Regions from separate parts of the Mus musculus genome. Here all the other regions are linked to region 3. A link is a loop called in an ENCODE intact Hi-C map of the cell type or tissue named here. Cell type or tissue: heart. All regions are shown on one strand. Each heading gives the region's core, and the rest is flanking DNA. Links, peaks and the distances in the headings are about the cores only.

The links. Peaks named below come from ENCODE experiments on the same cell type or tissue, not always from the same donor. Only the 100,000 strongest peaks of a DNase experiment are listed, where the experiment ranks them.
Region 1: a loop joins it to region 3, with 5 times the contacts of the local background. A loop is called at or near these places in 1 of 42 quality-filtered maps.
Region 2: it touches region 3 in a loop (2.2-fold over the local background); 1 of 42 quality-filtered maps calls a loop at or near these places.

Annotation. Positions count from the first base shown.
Region 1 is chr5:140,416,160-140,421,600 of GRCm38, forward strand. Eif3b (eukaryotic translation initiation factor 3, subunit B) reads left to right here and starts at 3,146. Exons shown (of 19, transcript NM_133916.2): 1 at 3,146-3,667. The coding sequence starts at 3,202. In heart, for the core only: a CTCF peak has its summit at 2,582; DNase peaks (open chromatin) are centred at 2,582, 2,852 and 3,162; H3K4me3 peaks cover 3,117 bases; H3K27ac peaks cover 2,551 bases.
Region 2 is chr5:140,642,026-140,647,466 of GRCm38, forward strand. The region is part of intron 1 of Ttyh3 (tweety family member 3); the gene reads right to left. Among named protein-coding and RNA genes, the nearest start is that of Ttyh3, 4.3 kb to the right of the region's middle. In heart, for the core only: a CTCF peak has its summit at 2,397 (motif pointing left); DNase peaks (open chromatin) are centred at 2,916 and 4,368; H3K4me3 peaks cover 679 bases; H3K27ac peaks cover 1,740 bases.
Region 3 is chr5:140,826,889-140,832,329 of GRCm38, forward strand. It overlaps Gna12 (guanine nucleotide binding protein, alpha 12), which reads right to left and starts at 3,543. Exons shown (of 4, transcript NM_010302.2): 1 at 3,106-3,543. The coding sequence starts at 3,408. In heart, for the core only: a CTCF peak has its summit at 2,600; DNase peaks (open chromatin) are centred at 1,193, 2,423, 3,083 and 3,723; H3K4me3 peaks cover 3,020 bases; H3K27ac peaks cover 2,378 bases.

The sequences.
Region 1 (5,441 bases), core at 861-4,860, 410 kb before region 3:
TTTTAGTGGAACTTAGCAGGCTGCCAGCGATGTAGTTAGAAGGAGGTCCTGCTTGCTACCCAAGCACAACTCTGGCTTCAGAACGTACCATTCATTCAGCTAGGACTGTTTCAAGCAGCCTGGCTTCCCCCTGCCCCCCACCTCCCACCCCCCCCTGGCCAATTTATTTATTATATATCAGATCTCATTACAGATGGTTGTGAGCAATCATGTGGTTTCTGGGATTTGAACTCAGGACCTCTGGAAGAGCAGTCAGTGTTCTTAACCGCTGAGCCATATCTCTAGCCTAAGCAGCTTGTCTTAACAAAGCAGGAACCTCAGCAGCCCAGCCGGTAATACAAGAGGACAGAGTGGAGCTCTGACAGGACAGTGGCAACTTGAATGCAGGTGAAGAGCTGCCGGGGACAGTTCTCGGGAAGCAGAGGTATGGAGGAAAAACCATAGAGACGTTACAGGCAAGGCTTTGAAGAGCTGAAGATGAAAGCCGTGGCTTGGTGACTGGAAGAGTTCCAGAGAGCTGCCAAGCTCTGAGAAGAGGTGCATCCAACCCTTTGACATCCAGACTTCACGCCTGAGAACTATGCAGTGGAGTTTAAAATAAAATTGCAAAACTATTTTTGAGTAAGTACACGAGTTTAGGCTGGGCTACACGCAAAACTATCCTTGGGCCTGGACAGGCTTGCAGGGTTATGAGTTCTGCTATTCAAGAGCTGGGACTCTTAAGCAGAGGCCTACCTGAAGCTAGAGAGTGATGCTAGACAGGCAATGGTGGTGCATGCCTTTAATCCAGAACTAGGGTAGAGGTAGGGGGATCTGAGGTCAGCCAGGTCTACAGAATGAGTACTAGGACAGCCATAGCTACACAGGGAAACTCTGTCTCAAGGAGAGACAGAGAAAGTGAGAAAGAGAATGGGAGAGCACTATCTTTGAGGAGCCATGGGTCTCAACACTCAGGGCTTGAGAGCCATAAAAGTACTTGGTGGAGGGTTACAGTGGATGCTTTGTGTGGGGCTCCTGGCAACCTAACCTAGAGAAGAAAGTCTGTTTCCCCAGCACCTACAGCCATGATAAGTCTCTGGCTTCTAGAACCCGGAGCCATAAGCCTTTCTCAAGATTTGGATCGAATCCAGACACTGGGGCTTTGGGCTCTCAAAGGTCTGGGCCTGCCAGTCCTAGAAGAGACACTAATTAAAAACTAAGTATCCTTTAGCCAGGCTGGTGCATGCCTTTAATCTTAGCACTCGGGAGGCAGAGGCAGGCGAGTTCGAGGCCAGCCTGGTCTACAAAGTGAGTTCCAGGACAGCTAGGGCTACACAGAGAAACCCTGTCTCTTAAAACAAAACAAACAAACAAAAAAAGTAAATTAATTTACTTAGTGGGTACCTAGCACATCAGCGCCCCTGGCCCCAGTCAGTTCTCTCCGTCTACAATATGAGTTTGCAGGATAGAACTCAATTGTCAGGATTAACAGCAAGAAATGATGAGTAGATCATAAATACTTCTGAGTAGATCATAAATACTCAGCCAGGGGCTGGTGAGATGGCTCAGTGGGTAAGAGCACCCGACTGCTCTTCCGAAGGTCTGAAGTTCAAATCCCAGCAACCACATGGTGGCTCACAGCCATCTGTAATGAAATCTGACCCCTCTTCTGGAGGGTCTGAAGACAGCTACAGTGTACTTACATGTAGTAAATAAATAAATAAATAAATCTTAAAAAAAAAAAAAACCTCAGCCAGCCCAGTACTAACTTATCCATCAGCCCGTGTTCACATGTTTTGTGGTTTAGTCTTTATATCGCACAGGCTGGCATGATCTTTCTGCCTCAGTCTCCCCAGTGCTGGGATTCCAAGTCTATGCTTCCTGGTCAACTAACAGGTCCTTTAAAAAAAAAAAAAAAGGAAAGTTTTGTTTGTTTTTTCTTAGGAATGATCTGGGACCAGAGAGGTGACTCAACTGTTTTTGTTGTTGTTTTGTCTTTTAAATTAGGCTCAACAGTTCAGAGCATTGCCTGCTCTTCTAGAGAGCCTGGGTTCTATTGCCAGCAACGACATGCGGTTCATAATTGTCTACTCTAAGTCCTGCGCGTGATACGATGCCTTCTTTCGGCCTCCGCTTGTACACGGTGCACAGACAGACTTGCTGGCAGAACACTGATACGCATAAAAAAAAATTCGAGTTAAGAGATGGTTGTAAACTACCATATGGGTACTGAGAGCGAAACTTGTGTTCTTAAGCTCTTAGTCCCCTCAACTAGTTCTTATTAAGATTTTCGAAACTTTGAACTGGAAGTATCAAAAATCTTGACTATCTTTTCAAGCAAACCACTCTTGGGGTCCCCCTGGTCACTCCACGAAGGTTCCGTCCCGTCCACCCCACGCTGGCCCACGTGATCGCGCTCTCCCGCGCGTGAAGACCGCAGTCACCGGCAGACAGAATCACAGTGACTTTCACGTCTGGGGCCAACGCTAAATTGCGAGCCGCTGCAGTGAGGATGGCCATTGAGATTAAAGCCGCTCATCACACGACTCTGCATTGTGCGGGCAGTCATTCTTGTGTGTGTTGGCGGCCCCTGGTTGTCGGCGAGCTCCTCGCGTAATTTTGGAACCCTTCGTTCTTTTGCCCCGTCAGTGGACCGGTCTAAAATGCAAGACCTTACGGGGGAGCGAAGCCAGTCATGTCAGTCAAGCAGTCTGTCTGATTAAAAGCAAAGCTTACAAAGAATCATGTGTGGAGCTTTCAGTTGTCTTGGCATTATTTTATGGTCACATATTTTGTCTTCATACAGTTACGCGTGTTAATCATTTGAGAATCCACTTGATGCTCCCCAGATAGTACAGTCCTTCCCCGTAGCGCCCGCTGGGAGAGGCAAAGGAACTTCTACCATCTTGGACGCAACTATTTCTTAGCTAGAATGGGGGAGCCACATATCCTTGTGAATTTATTTGCTACCTTAAAAAACCTTTTGGGCTATAAATAAACTTGCATATCTTGAAACTTATTATTTTAATTGTTTCTAGATTTTTATGCATATCTGAGTTTTCTCGGGCTGATCGTGAGGAATGAGGGCGTGGGTGTCTCCCCCGAGCCACATCTTGGTACGATCCCATCGCTGCACGCACATGGCTCCGCGCTAGCGGCGCGCGGTGACTTCTGGGAGTCGGAAGCAGGGCGGCCGAGCCGGGTGAGAAGCAGCGCGGGCCCATGCAGGACGCTGAGAACGTGGCGGTGCCCGAGGCGGCCGAGGAGCGGGCTGAGCCCGCGAGGCAGCAGCCGGCCTCCGAGTCGCCGCCGACGGACGAGGCGGCAGGGTCTGGGGGGTCCGAAGTGGGGCAGACGGAAGACGCCGAAGAAGACGCCGAGGCCGGACCGGAGCCCGAAGTGAGGGCCAAGCCGGCGGCCCAATCCGAAGAGGAAACGGCGACGAGTCCGGCCGCCTCGCCCACGCCGCAGTCGGCGGAGCGGTCCCCGTCGCAGGAGCCCTCTGCTCCCGGGAAGGCAGAGGCCGTTGGCGAGCAGGCCCGGGGGCACCCCTCGGCTGGAGCGGAGGAGGAGGGCGGGTCTGATGGGAGCGCGGCTGAGGCGGAGCCGCGGGCTCTGGAGAACGGAGAGGCAGATGAGCCCTCCTTCAGCGACCCCGAGGATTTCGTAGACGACGTGAGCGAGGAAGGTAAGGGCGATCGTGTCCCCGGCCAGGGCGCGAGGTCTCCCGGTTACAACGATCTTGTTTCCTCTACAGTGGGGGACCATTTGGGGAGTCCGTTTCTGCGGCAAGCCCTTGCACCTGGGGGTTGGTGGAGGGCAGGACGAACAGGACTATCTGGGGGCATTCCAGTTTCCTGGCCAAGGGTTTCCAGGGTTGACCAGTTGCTGTGTTCCCAATGGTTTCCGTAGTAAGGCATTGCCATCGGACCCAAGCACATTACCAACCTGCTTCCTTTTACTAGGTCGGTACCCTGGACCATTGCTTTTTCACATTGTTCGTTTGGCCGCTTACTTCATGATTTCTTCTATGGTGACTGGCTTTTTAAAGGCATTGTTTCTGTCTACCTGCACAGGAGCCAGATTCCTAAAATCTTTTTTGACAGTTGATAGCATGTGTTCCTCTGCCGTTTCAACTTCACTTGAGCCAGTTCCTTCATGTGTTGGTGTGGCTAATACCAAGGGCCAAAGGGCCTAAGAACACCACTTTTTTTTTTTTTTTTTTAAACGAGACAGGGCCTCTCTATGTAGTTCAGGCTGAAATTGAACTCTTGGTTCTTCTCAGTTTTCACGGTGCTGGTCCTACAGACATGTACTCCCAAACAATTGCTTTTGAACTACCATGAAAATTCAGCGCCCCAATATAGTTGTCAACTTAGAACTTACAATATTTCAAGAGGTCGTCATTTGATGTCACCATTGTTTGACTTAATCCTTTTGTATGTTTGTGGGGGTTGTTTTGTTTTGTTGTGAAACAGGGTCTGGCATGGTCCAGGCTGGCCAGCTCTTTATGAAGCTGAAGCTGTCTTTGATCCCCATCCTTCTGCCTCCACTTTCAGATTGCCAGGATTTGAGATGTGAGTCACCATGCCTGGCTTATTTCTTGAAAGATGGCTAAGAGTGAGAAGCCGATAAACTAATGTGAGGAATCTATAGGCTCCAGCCTTGAGGACGTTTATCTGGGTAGAGCAGGTTTCTGGGTTCCCACTCTCGCCCGACTCCAGTGCTTGCTAATGTACCTGTTTTCCCCATGTTAGAGCCTAAGCTTTGACTTTGAAGCTCCTTTTGAATCCTTGGTTCCTTTGGCTATTTTGGGTCTGGGCTGTCCCTGTCACTTCATGGTTTCAGACAGGACCTCACCATTTGGCTGGGCCAGCAGGCCACGTAGGTCCTTGTACTTTTCTAGCACTGGGAATGCGGCTCCGTGCCCCTCCAGCTTTTTTGAGTTGGGTGCTAGCCTACAGGAGTGATCTTACCTCAAGTCCTGCTGCTCGCCCAACAAGCGTCTTTTGAGCTAAACCATTTGCCCATAGGCACTACCAGCATCTTTTCCCCTTTTCAAAGGTCTGTTTTGTTTTGTTTATTTGTTTTTAATTGAAATTTTGCACAGGATCATTTTGCCCGTGTGTCTAGTGCCCATGGAGGCCATTGGATGGCTCTCTTAGAACTGGAGTTTGAATTAGAATTGGTTGTAAGTACTGGGAAGAAAATGGGTCAGTCTACTGCAAGATGAGTATTTAAAGAATATTTGAACCCGTTTAATTCACAGATTCCAGTATGTATATTATTTCCAGAATTGGGGATTATAGGAGTCAGGGGATGCTGGCTGGTGTGACTGCAAGGCCAGCCTGCCTTCAACAAGTCTGCTAGGAGCCCAGTGGGTCCCGTCCAGTGTATGCAGGGAAAGGGAGAGTAATGAGAATCTGGCCCTTAATGGTTGGAACTCTTAAGGCCATCTGGCT
Region 2 (5,441 bases), core at 861-4,860, 180 kb before region 3:
CAAGGCAAGTGGCTCCCAGCCCTGTGACACAGTTCTCAGGATGCCCATCAGAGCTTCTCTGTTCTGGGCTGCAGCAGCCACCCAACCTGGACCAAAGACATCAGAAACCACTAATAGATATGTGTACCCCAGTTTGACAGAGCTATACAAGGGACTTCAAATCCAGTATAGTCTGGCCTACATGGTCACATGTCCAATCCCTCACTGACCATGTGAGGTACTTCCCATCTCCCCGACCCCAAAGCCCTGGCCCCATGGCAAGGTTCCTCTTTTAGGCCTTCCCGGAACTGCCTGTGGGTGAGGGGAGGGGTGCATGCAGGCAGGGGAACCCACAGTGGCTCCAAAACTGAGTCCAGAAAGAGAGGCCAGGAGCCCCAATCCATGTGTCCATCCCCAGGGCCTCTGCCTCGAGAAGACAAGAATGTCCAACTCCAATACTACTTGGGGAAGGTGGGGGGGGGGCAGAAAAGAGTTTAAAAATGAACAATATAAGCCCTTTGAGCAAGGCAGTTGGCACCTAGGGGTCAGGGCAACAGGGCACACAGCTCCCCCAGAGTATGACCAAGAGCTCCAGGTAGTGGCCAAATGACCTAGCATGGGCCCCAGGTAGCAGGGTGCCACACTGGGTGAGGCAGGAGAGGGGAGCAGGAGGAAAGGGTTGGCAGAGGGTCTCATGGCCAGCTGAGCCTAGGGGGAAGCCAGGGGGAGCAGCAACTCTGGAGAAAGCTCAGAATGGCTTTGGGGAAATCTGACCCCAACCTCTACCCAGGAACCGTTGGATTTGATTTTTGTGTTTGTCGGTAGACAGGGTCACACATAGCCCCGGTTAGCCTCAAACTTCCTATGTAGGGGAGGGTAGCCTCGGCTTCACAACCCACTGCCTCTACCTCTAAGTGCCCGGATTACAGGTGTGCACCACTGCCCTGGTTTATGCAGGGTTGAACTTTGTTACGGGCTAGGCAAATGCACTACCAAGTCAGTAAGCTACAAAACACAATTTGCTGTTTTAGTGTTATTACTATATTTAAATTCATTGTGTGTGTGTGTGTAGCCATGGATGCCACTGTACACTGTGGAAGATGGAGGGCAACCTTGTGAGGCTGGCCTTTCCCTCCCCTTTATGAGGGACCTGGGGTCTGAATTCAAGTCTTCAGGCTGTGCACCAAGTGCTTCACTGAGCCATCTCAACAGTCCCTTTTCTTGCTTTTGTGACAGGATAGGTAGCCATGCTGGCCTCAAACTCATGAAATTTCTGCCTCAGCCTCCCAAGTGCTAGGACTATCGGTACCTGCCACCTACACCTCCCTAGCAGAGGCCTTCTTCATGTATTCTTCCGAGACAGGATTTCTCTGTATAACCCTGGCTGTCCTGAACTCAACCAGGCTGGCCTTGAACTCAGAGATCCACCTGCCTCTGGGATTAAAGGCGTGTGCCACCACTGCCTGGCTAGAAGCCTTCTTAAAGCTGCTTCTTGGGACTTCTTGGGGGGGGGGGGGCAAGACTGCATGGCCAGAGATGGCTACGGTGCTGATCATGGTACTGTCAGAGGCTCCTATAGCTGCAGCCATGGCAGAGCTGAACACATGGCCTGAACAAACAGCCCAGCATTTTCCAGATCTAGGCGGTGTGGCCTTGGCCACCCACCCTGAATAGAGAGGGTGCTATGGTCCAGGGTCACAGTTTCACCATCCCTGGCCATAAGTAACTGCTGATTCAGTTCATGATACTCGCCTGGGACTCAGTAATCGACCCCAATGCACAAACATGCACAGCCAAGTGGGTCTGGTAGGGACTTGCCCCTGTTCCTTGTACCATCATCTTCCACCCAGGGTTTGTTCTAGAAGCTTCCACCCAGCTCTAGTCTTGGGGGGGAGAGCAGAGTGGCGGTGTAGAAGGGGTCTGAGTGGGGCTTTTTCTCTCTTGCAACTTCAGAGCTCTGGTTGGCACTATGAGACGCTGGGAAGCACCCAGAAGTACTGAGTCTGAACAAAGGCCGGAGATGTAGCTCTGTTGGTAGAACACTTGCCTGGAATGCACGAAGCTCTGGGTTCCATCTACAGGGCCACTGCTCCACCCAGGGGGTGCTCTAGAAGACTCCACTTAGCTCCAGAGGGGGTCGAGTATCATGGGGTAGTGAGCAGTGGAGACAGCTCGTCCTTAACATCCTGGGTTTAAGGACGGCCCTTAGGCCCTTACATGAGATGGCTCAGTGGGTACAAGGCTCCTGAATAACAACTTGAGTTCAGATATCCAGGGCTGGAGAGATGGCTCAGTGGTTAAGAGCACCGACTGCTCTTCCAGAGGTCCTGAGTTCAAATCCCAGCAACCACATGGTGGCTCACAACCATGTGTAATGGGATCTGGCGCCCTCTTCTGGTTTGTCTGGAGTTCAGACATCCAGAACGGAGATAAAGTTGAATTTGGTGGTGTGCATCTGAAATCCCAGCACTCCTGTGGAGAGTGAGATGGGAGGCAGAGGCAGGAGAATTCCCGGAAGCTTGCCAGCCAGCTAGCCTGGCACATGCATGGGCAAAGGACAAGAGACTCCTACCTCAAACAAGGCGCAAGGACAGGAATGTACACACACACTGAATATGCACACTTACATATCATACACACACCACACGACACACACAAAATCCAAAAACAAAGCAAACAATTTTTAAAAACAAGACAACGCTTGGGGTGTGCCTCAGAGGCAGACCACGTGCCTAGCATACACCAGGCTCTGGGTTTGATCTCCAGGATTGGGGTGGGGGTTGGGGAGGAAGGAAAAGACGAAAGAAACATGGCAGTATGCAACACAAGTCGGATTTCAAGTGGCGTCATCCCCAAAAATGCAAGCGCGTGGACGGACTCCAGCTGGGTGGCTCCTTTATCTTCGCATGGTCGCTCCCCCCGCACCCCCCCCCCAGTGTCCCACAGATGCGCACTGCCTGTGTAAGCTGGAAGCAGGCGATAAGGCTGCTTTTTCAGACAGAGCTCATTTCCTGAGTAGTCGGGAGGATGACAATGAAGCCAGCCCTGCCCAGAGGACACAGCCAGGCTGCCAACCTGCTTGCCATGACGCTAACCTTGTGCACTGAGGGGCTCAGCTCTTATGAGCCAGCTGCAAGCTCTGGGAACAGATCTCTGGTCCCAAGGGCTATTCAATTAGAGCTTAAATAGTGGCCTGTGACACAGGGTGCCCAGTGCCTCCTAGGCAGCATGGCCCCCTGTGCCATTCGGACAGAGGGTCTCTGGGATGACACACCTGGGCTTCTCCGCCTCACGCCTTTGCCTACTTTGTTCCCGTTATTTAGGGCTCTTTCTCAGGCCCTGACTACACCGCCTAGGTCCCTCCCTCCCTTTTAATTGATGTTGCAGCAGATCAAACCCAGAGCTAGGCAAGTGCTAAGCTGCATTCTCTACCCCCACCCTACATCCCCCTTTTACAAGATAGGATCTGCTAAATTGCTGGGTTTGAACTCATTCTGCAGGCCTGGATGGCCTTGAACTTGACTACTGAGTAGCTGGGATGACAGGTTTGCACCGCCATGCCTGGCTTCCCGTAAGTCTTATCGGGCATCTGAGCCTCAGGACTGATGGGAAATGGTCCCACAGGCTGGCTAAATAGCAGGCAAATGCTACCAGCTATCTGGATGGCTAGTGTGCTGCTGGCCCTCTGTATACCAGGGCTGGGCTGGTGCACAGTGAGTCAGAGAGAAAGCTGGAGAGCCCCAAACCTAGGCTGGTAGTTTCCATGGCAGGCTAGGTAGTATCTCCTCCAGGAAGCCTTCTCGGACTGCCAAGCCCCAGAGCCTCTTCTCTTGACCCCATCATTAGCAATAACAGCTCTCCATCAGCAAACATCTCTGGGCCTGCCTTGAACTGATAGAGACCATGAACCAGACATAGAGAAACTGGAAGCAAAGAACATGAATTGGATAGAAGCAGGTTCACGAGGGCTTATAGAGGATAAGTAAGGAGATATTTACCCACACCAGAATGAGGTCAGAAGGTGTCAATACTCTACTCTGAGAGGGGTCTGATGCCTAAGCCTAGGGACTACAGACAGCCAGAACCAAATGAAAATCAAAACACCAGTCAGGACAAGCTGGCTGTGGGCCATGTCAGGTCCCAGAGCCTCTGGGTCCCTTTGTGTCTACTGCTAGGAATTCACCTATCCACACAGATGCCTGCTGGGGACAGCCCAACTCTGGAGGAGCCTAACCAGGGGACTGCCTGGTAAGAAACCAGCATAGAACCAGACCAGACTGAAGAGCCCCTCCCATCATGAAGATGCCAAGAGCTTCCACCAGGTGAGTGACTCCGGGTGGTCCTTCCACTCAGCACTGTCACAGGCTTCTAAGAGGGGACCGACCATGCTCGGAGACACTCAGTTCTAACACTACAGTGTGCGACCTCCCACCATCTCCTGGGTAAAAGCTGCACGGCGTGCTGATGCTCCATGCTGGTTTTACATACATACACTGGTTCTGGACTGGTTTCTCACCAGTCCAGGTAGCAGCAGGGTCTGAGATACCCTTGCAAGAGCCAGCCCACCCCTGCTGTGGGGTCCAGGAGGTATGGGTAAAAGGTCTCCCCCAATGCTCCCTGACTGAGGCTAAGCCTTAGGGTGTACAACACAGACAGCTGCATAGCCCTGCGTGAAAGGAGGCAAGAACAGGCAGCTCTACACAGGGCCTGACTGGGAGTCTAATTGTGGGTTCCATCAGGCTCCAGACATTGGGCCATGAGTGTAAAAGAGAGCAAAAGACAAGTCTGGTATCCCCAGGCTGGGAGACGCAGCAGCTTTCTTCCCTAGAGGGACACAGTTCAGGTATGGTGGATTACAGAGAGGGTACCCTAGGACAGGACAGCCATCCCGACATGCATGTATACACAACTACACATGGAGTTAGCAATACCTCACCAGGGAAGATGGGATGGAGCCTGTGAGAAACCATTATCCACCCGCCCATCCAGAATGGGGACTCCTGACTTTCTCCCCACAGGCGACCCTGCAAAACCATCAGTCCCAATTTCAAGATGAAGTGACGAAGCTCAGAGACCCTGAGCGGTTGCCTACAGCATCAGCTCAGAGGGCAGGGGCACCATGCACATCCATAGCCCTGGCTTCGGGAGCGGAGGCGGCGGGGGATGGAGCCAGGCTGGGTTCCACACCGTGAATTATTCAGTGGCTAATTCTGCTCCTGGGAGAGGAGGCAGGAGGGAGCGTGAGTCAGAGGCCTCCCACAGTGGAGCAGCAAAAGCAGGCAGGACCAGGCTCAACTGGGGCCACAGAGCTGCGGGCCCATAGATCTAAAGACCTACAGAGCCGGGCCTGAACCACTCACTACCTTCAGATTCCCAAGAGCTGCAGGGACTGAATCCTCACCCTTTCCCTGTCACTAGCAAGTTCCTCCTGCAGCAGAAGCAGGTGGCAGCCCACTGACCTC
Region 3 (5,441 bases), core at 875-4,874:
GGTCTGAGGGGGGAGTAAGGGGCAGGAACATCCAGCTTATAACCCTCCCCACTAATCCCCAGCCTGCCAGGTCCACTGGGGCACAGCCAGCAGAGGTGAGCAGTGTCCTGTTTCCTGCGATCCACTGATCCACTCTCAGGCTCTGCCTGCCTCCCCAGGAGTCCTGCTGACATTGAGAACATCCAGACAACAAGAGGGACAATAGCTAAGGGGCAGTGTAAGAACACAATCAACAAGAGCCAGGCAACATGGCATCACCAGAGACCAGTTACCCTGCTACAGCAAGCCCTGGATATCCTAACATAGCCAAAGTACAAGATGACCTTAAATCCAATCTTATAAAGATGATAGAGGCCTATAGAGAGGAGATATATAAATCCCTTAAGGAGAATACAATCAAACCGGTGAAGGAAACGAATAAAACTGTCCAAGACCTGAGAATGGGACTAGAAGCAATAAAGACAACACAAACTGAGGGAGTCCTGGAGATGGAAGGACTCAGGAAGAGGTTTTATGTCAAAAAAAGCAAGCTAAATCTAAAAAGTTCATGGCACAAAACACCCAAGAAATCTGGGACAGGATGAAAGGACCAAATTTAAGAATAATAGGAACAGAAGGAGAAGATTTCCAACTACAAGACCCAGACGATATTTTCAACAAAATCATAGAGGAAGCCAGGAAAAGGGGATGCTGATGAGCACAGGAAGCCAGGAAAAGGGGATGCTGATGAGCACAGGAAGGAGACTGACTTCTCTAAAACGCACTTAATAGAGCAAAGTAGACTTGAGATCTATGTTCCCAAATAGTTTTTCTGCCTCCCAAGCTGAAAGAAACTGAGCCCTCCAAGCCTACCTGGCTCTGGGGTTCAGAAAAGCAGCAAAAATAAAACCAGGCTCCTTAAAGGAGATGCTGGAAAACAGGCCTTGAGTGACAGTCAAGTTTTACAAAATCCTTGAAGATGCCGGGAATTCTGAACAATATACCCATCCCTTTAAGGTTTGCATTAATGTTTATGAAGCACTTGGCCAGAACCCCTTGCTTCCCCGAGGCTCTCTCTGGAAGGTGAAAAGTGTGTGATTTTTCCTTCATAAGATTTTTTCCCCATCTTGAACCCAGAGGAGCTACTTGTATTAAAATGAAACATTTAGTAACAAACATGTTGAGTGTGGGAGTGTTGGCCCGGAAGTCTGGCTCCCAGGATCCCAGCCCAACCGCCCTACACCAAGGTTTCTCAAGGCCGAACTGAAAGACGTGTCCCAGATGGGCTTCTGCGTCCCCTTGCTAACTTAAAAAAAAAAAACCAAGGCCCTGTAAAAATCTAGTTTCGAGGGTAGCTTTTCTGATAAGACAAACCTCTCTACCTGCTTGAAACCGTGTTCCTCAGACCTGTCCCCCCACCCCCCAAAAAACCAGGGGCTTGGAAAGAATCAAGAAGAAAAAGAGAGATGAGAAACTTGACGAGGAAGCTAATCTAGGTGCAGAATAGACTCTGTGTCTAGACTTTTGCTACATCTTATTCCAATGTTGAGACAGGCTCTCACATAGTCCTGGCTAGCCTCAAACCGTCCATGCAGCTAAGCCTTGAACTTAAATCCTCCTGCCTCTACCTCCACAGTGCAGGAGAATCTCAAAATGCAGGAGAATGCTACCTTGACCAGTTTATCCCACACTCAACCCAGGGCCTTATGCACATTGGAAGAGACTTACAGAGCTACAGGCCCAGTTCTCCACAACTTTCTTTTTGACCCTTCTGCAAAGACTCACTGTATTAACACTGATCCTAGACTCTGTCAACATGACTGTTTCTTTCACATATACGGCACAGAATATAAAAGGCACAAGGGACAGGACCTTGAGTTCATTACCACATGAGGATTATTGCATCTAGTTCAAACAGACAAAACAACTATGCAACAATGAAGGACACGTGGACCCTGAATGACATGAGAAGGCTTCTGGAAGGTTCTTTGTTTTTGTGTTTTGCAGTGTAGAGGTTGGACGCCTTGGGCTTGTACTTGCTAGACTGGTGCTTTCCCACTGAACCATATTCCTAGTCTAATTTTTTTTTTCCTCTTCCTTTTTTTAGTTCTATAATGGTCCTGTACATATGCTTTTAAAGCAGGTTTAGTGTCACATACCAAGATGTTTTCTAATACAACTATATATCTTGGATTAACTTGGAGACTGGGGTCGGGGTGAGGCCGGGGGTACAGGTAGGGAGGTGGTTAGGGACGAACACGATTGGCACAGAACTGACCCTTGTTTCAATGCTGGGTAGTGGGTGTCTCGAAGCTCCTTCTAACATCTCACCTAACTTGGTGTGTATGTTAAATCACCATACTAAAAGGTTTAAAGAACAAAGTATGGGTGGCACATGCCTGTAATCCTACCACTGGGGAGACGGGTCAGAAGGATAAGGAGTTTAAGGTCAGCCTTGTCTACATGGCAAGGCCAGCCTGGGCTTCATGACTCCCTATCTCAAAAATACAAACACTGGCAACTTAGTCTAGTTAGTAATGTCCTCCCTAGCACGCATGAAGTTCTGGATTCAATCCCAGCACTACACGAACAAAGTATGGTGACACAGCGCCCTCCTCCTCTGTAATTCCAGGATTTGAGAAGTTGAGGAGAGAAAGGATCAGGAGTTCAAGGTCATTCTTAGCTACAGAGTGAGTTCAAGGCCAGTCTGGGGTATATGATATAATGTGTGTGTGTGTGTGTGGTGGGGGGAATAAAATGGTCAATTCTCATTTACAAATAAAAAACGAAGGCTGATGTCCTCCAACCTACACTATAAACTTTGCATGCTGGAGGGACAGGGAGAGTTGGCGACCCTCAATCCACGTGTCCAGCCCTAACACCCTATTTGTAACCCAAGTCCCTGAGAGTGGTCCAGCTTGCATTCCCACGGTCCCCAAGCGTCCAGGGCTCTGCAAATCTATCGCGCCCCTGGGAGGTCACGGGAGTAACCCCAACTGCATTGCTTGAGGTCCCTATTGGAAGGGAGGGGCGCCGGGTGGCAGGGTCGCGGGTCCGTGGAGAACAAAGGGGGCGGGGCCCGCGCGCCACCTGGACCAGGTGTGTGTGGGCGGGGCCGCGCGTCACCTTAAGGATGTTGTCGAAGATGGTGTCGCGGAACTCCAGCAGCGCCTTCTGGTCGAACTCCCGGCCGTGGATGATGCGCATCTGCTTGAGGAAGGTGGACTTGCCGCTCTCGCCGGCGCCCAGCAGCAGGATCTTGACCAGCCGCCGCACCGCGCGCCGCTCGCGGGCCAGCAGCGCGTCGATGTCGCGGCTGCGCCGTCGGGCCTCGCGCTCCGCGTCGCGCGCCGCGCCCGCCCTGCGCTCGCGGGCTCCGGCCTCGGCCGGCAGCAAGCAGCGGCTAAGGGTCCGCACCACCCCGGACATGGCCGCCCTCAGGCCGCGGCCGCGCCCCGCTGGGGCCCGCGCGCCATGGACGCCCCTCAGCCGGCGCGGCCCTGCCGGGCCAGGCGCCGCCCCGCCCGCCGCTCCCTCAGGCTGCGTCCGCCGCCGCCGCCCCGAGGCCCTCACTCGCCGGGCCGGCTGAGGGGCGGAGGGGAAGGCGCGGAGGGCGGGGCGGCGCCGCGCAGAAACTCTTTTATTGGTTGGGAAGTCTTCTATCTTGGGCAGCGCGCTTTTTTACTGGACAAGCGTGCCTTGGAGGAGGCGGGCACTCCTGTGGTCCTTGGGGCGGAGCCGGTGCCGAAAAAGGCGGGATCTTTTCGATGAGGGAGCTTCTTATTGGACTGCTGAGCAAACTTCTTTCTTTCAGAATGAAAGGGAGGTGGGGCCATTGAGGAGGAGGAGCTGAAGCCCTTCGCAACCAATTAGAAGTGCTCTGATCGTTTGTCAGTCACAATAACTACGCTTGGGATTGGAAGTTGTGGGAAATGGGGCGAGGCCAAAAGTGCCAGGTGTACAGAGTGACTCTCTGCCTTGATTCCCAGGTTGGTCCGGCTGTGAGCCCAAGATGTGGCTGCAAAGTTGGGAAATAGCGATGAGGTCCTCCTGCTCTTAAGTTTAGGGAGAAAGCTCAGTCGTTTTCCTTCCAAAAACATTGAAGCAGGGTGGGTCATCATTTTCAAACAAAAGCTGCTTTGAGTGTTACATGGGCCCCAAATAAGGAGAAAACAAACAAACAAAATTATTGTATGGGTCTCCCTAGGCACTTTCTTAAAATATGATTAAGGGGAGATGGTTCAGTGGGAAAGAACTGTGAAAGTGTGAGGACATGAGTTCAAATTTCCAGTTGTGCCTGTAACCCCACCTCTCAAAACCCAAGATAAGACCAATTCCAGTAACTTGCTGTGCAGCTATCCTAGCCCCAATGATAAGCTTAAGGTTCAGTGAGAGAAGCTGTTTGAAACGTTACAGAGGGGAGGCAGTTGAGCGACTTCTTGGCCTTTGTATGTATGTGCACTGGCGCGCGCACACACACACACACACACACACACACTTGCACACACATGCACGAGCGCGCACACACACATCTGTGTTTGTCATAATCACTCAGGCAGTTTGATGTGGAATAGTGGTCTGAAGTGTGGTGTCTGAAGGGTGTTGGTGCTGCATGGAGAATCATTACAGAAGCAAGAGAATTGAGATGAGTTTGAAGCCAGCCAGGGCTACATAGTAACTCTCTCACCATCTTGGCTAGAGATGATGTTGCAAGAGGAGGTCAAGCTTGTGTGATATAATCCCAGTATTGAGAGAGCCCGAGACAGGAAAATATGGAATTTGAGGCCAGCCTGGACTAAAGCTTGACTCTGTCTCAAAATGTTTTTTTTCAATATGTGTACCTGTTCCATATCCCACTTTCTATTACAAACAGAAGACAACCTTTGGTGTTGGCCCTTGCCTTCCACCTTGTGTGAGGCAGGGTTTCTTATTGTTTGCCATTGCATATGCTGGGGTAGCTGGCTCAGAAACTGAAGATAGCCCATCTCTACTTCCCATCTTGCTTGGAGTACAGATGCCTGCTACTGCGTCTGGCTGTGTGTGGATTCTAGCGAATCTGAACACAGGTCCTCACTCCTTTGAAGCCAATGCTGTACCCACTAAGGGATCACCCCAGCTCACGGTTTATTGTCTTTTAAGAGAGGTCTCATTTATCTCAGGCTGGGAAAATTACAGCCAAGGATGACTTTAAACTCCTGATCTTCCCGCCTTTGCTTCCTAAATGCATGCCATGACACCTAAGAATATGTTTCTAAGACAGAAAATGGGGGAATCTGAACCCATGGACTAGAGTTCAAACCTTATTCAGTTTTAAAAACCTAAATTAATTCACAGTTTTCGGCAAATGCTCCAGACATTTACAAATAACTTTATAAATAGCTTGATGCTGGTGTTTATAGAATCATTAACTATTTTAAAGGGCCATTTAGCTTTTTTTTTTTAGTGACACATTGTGGTGTTTT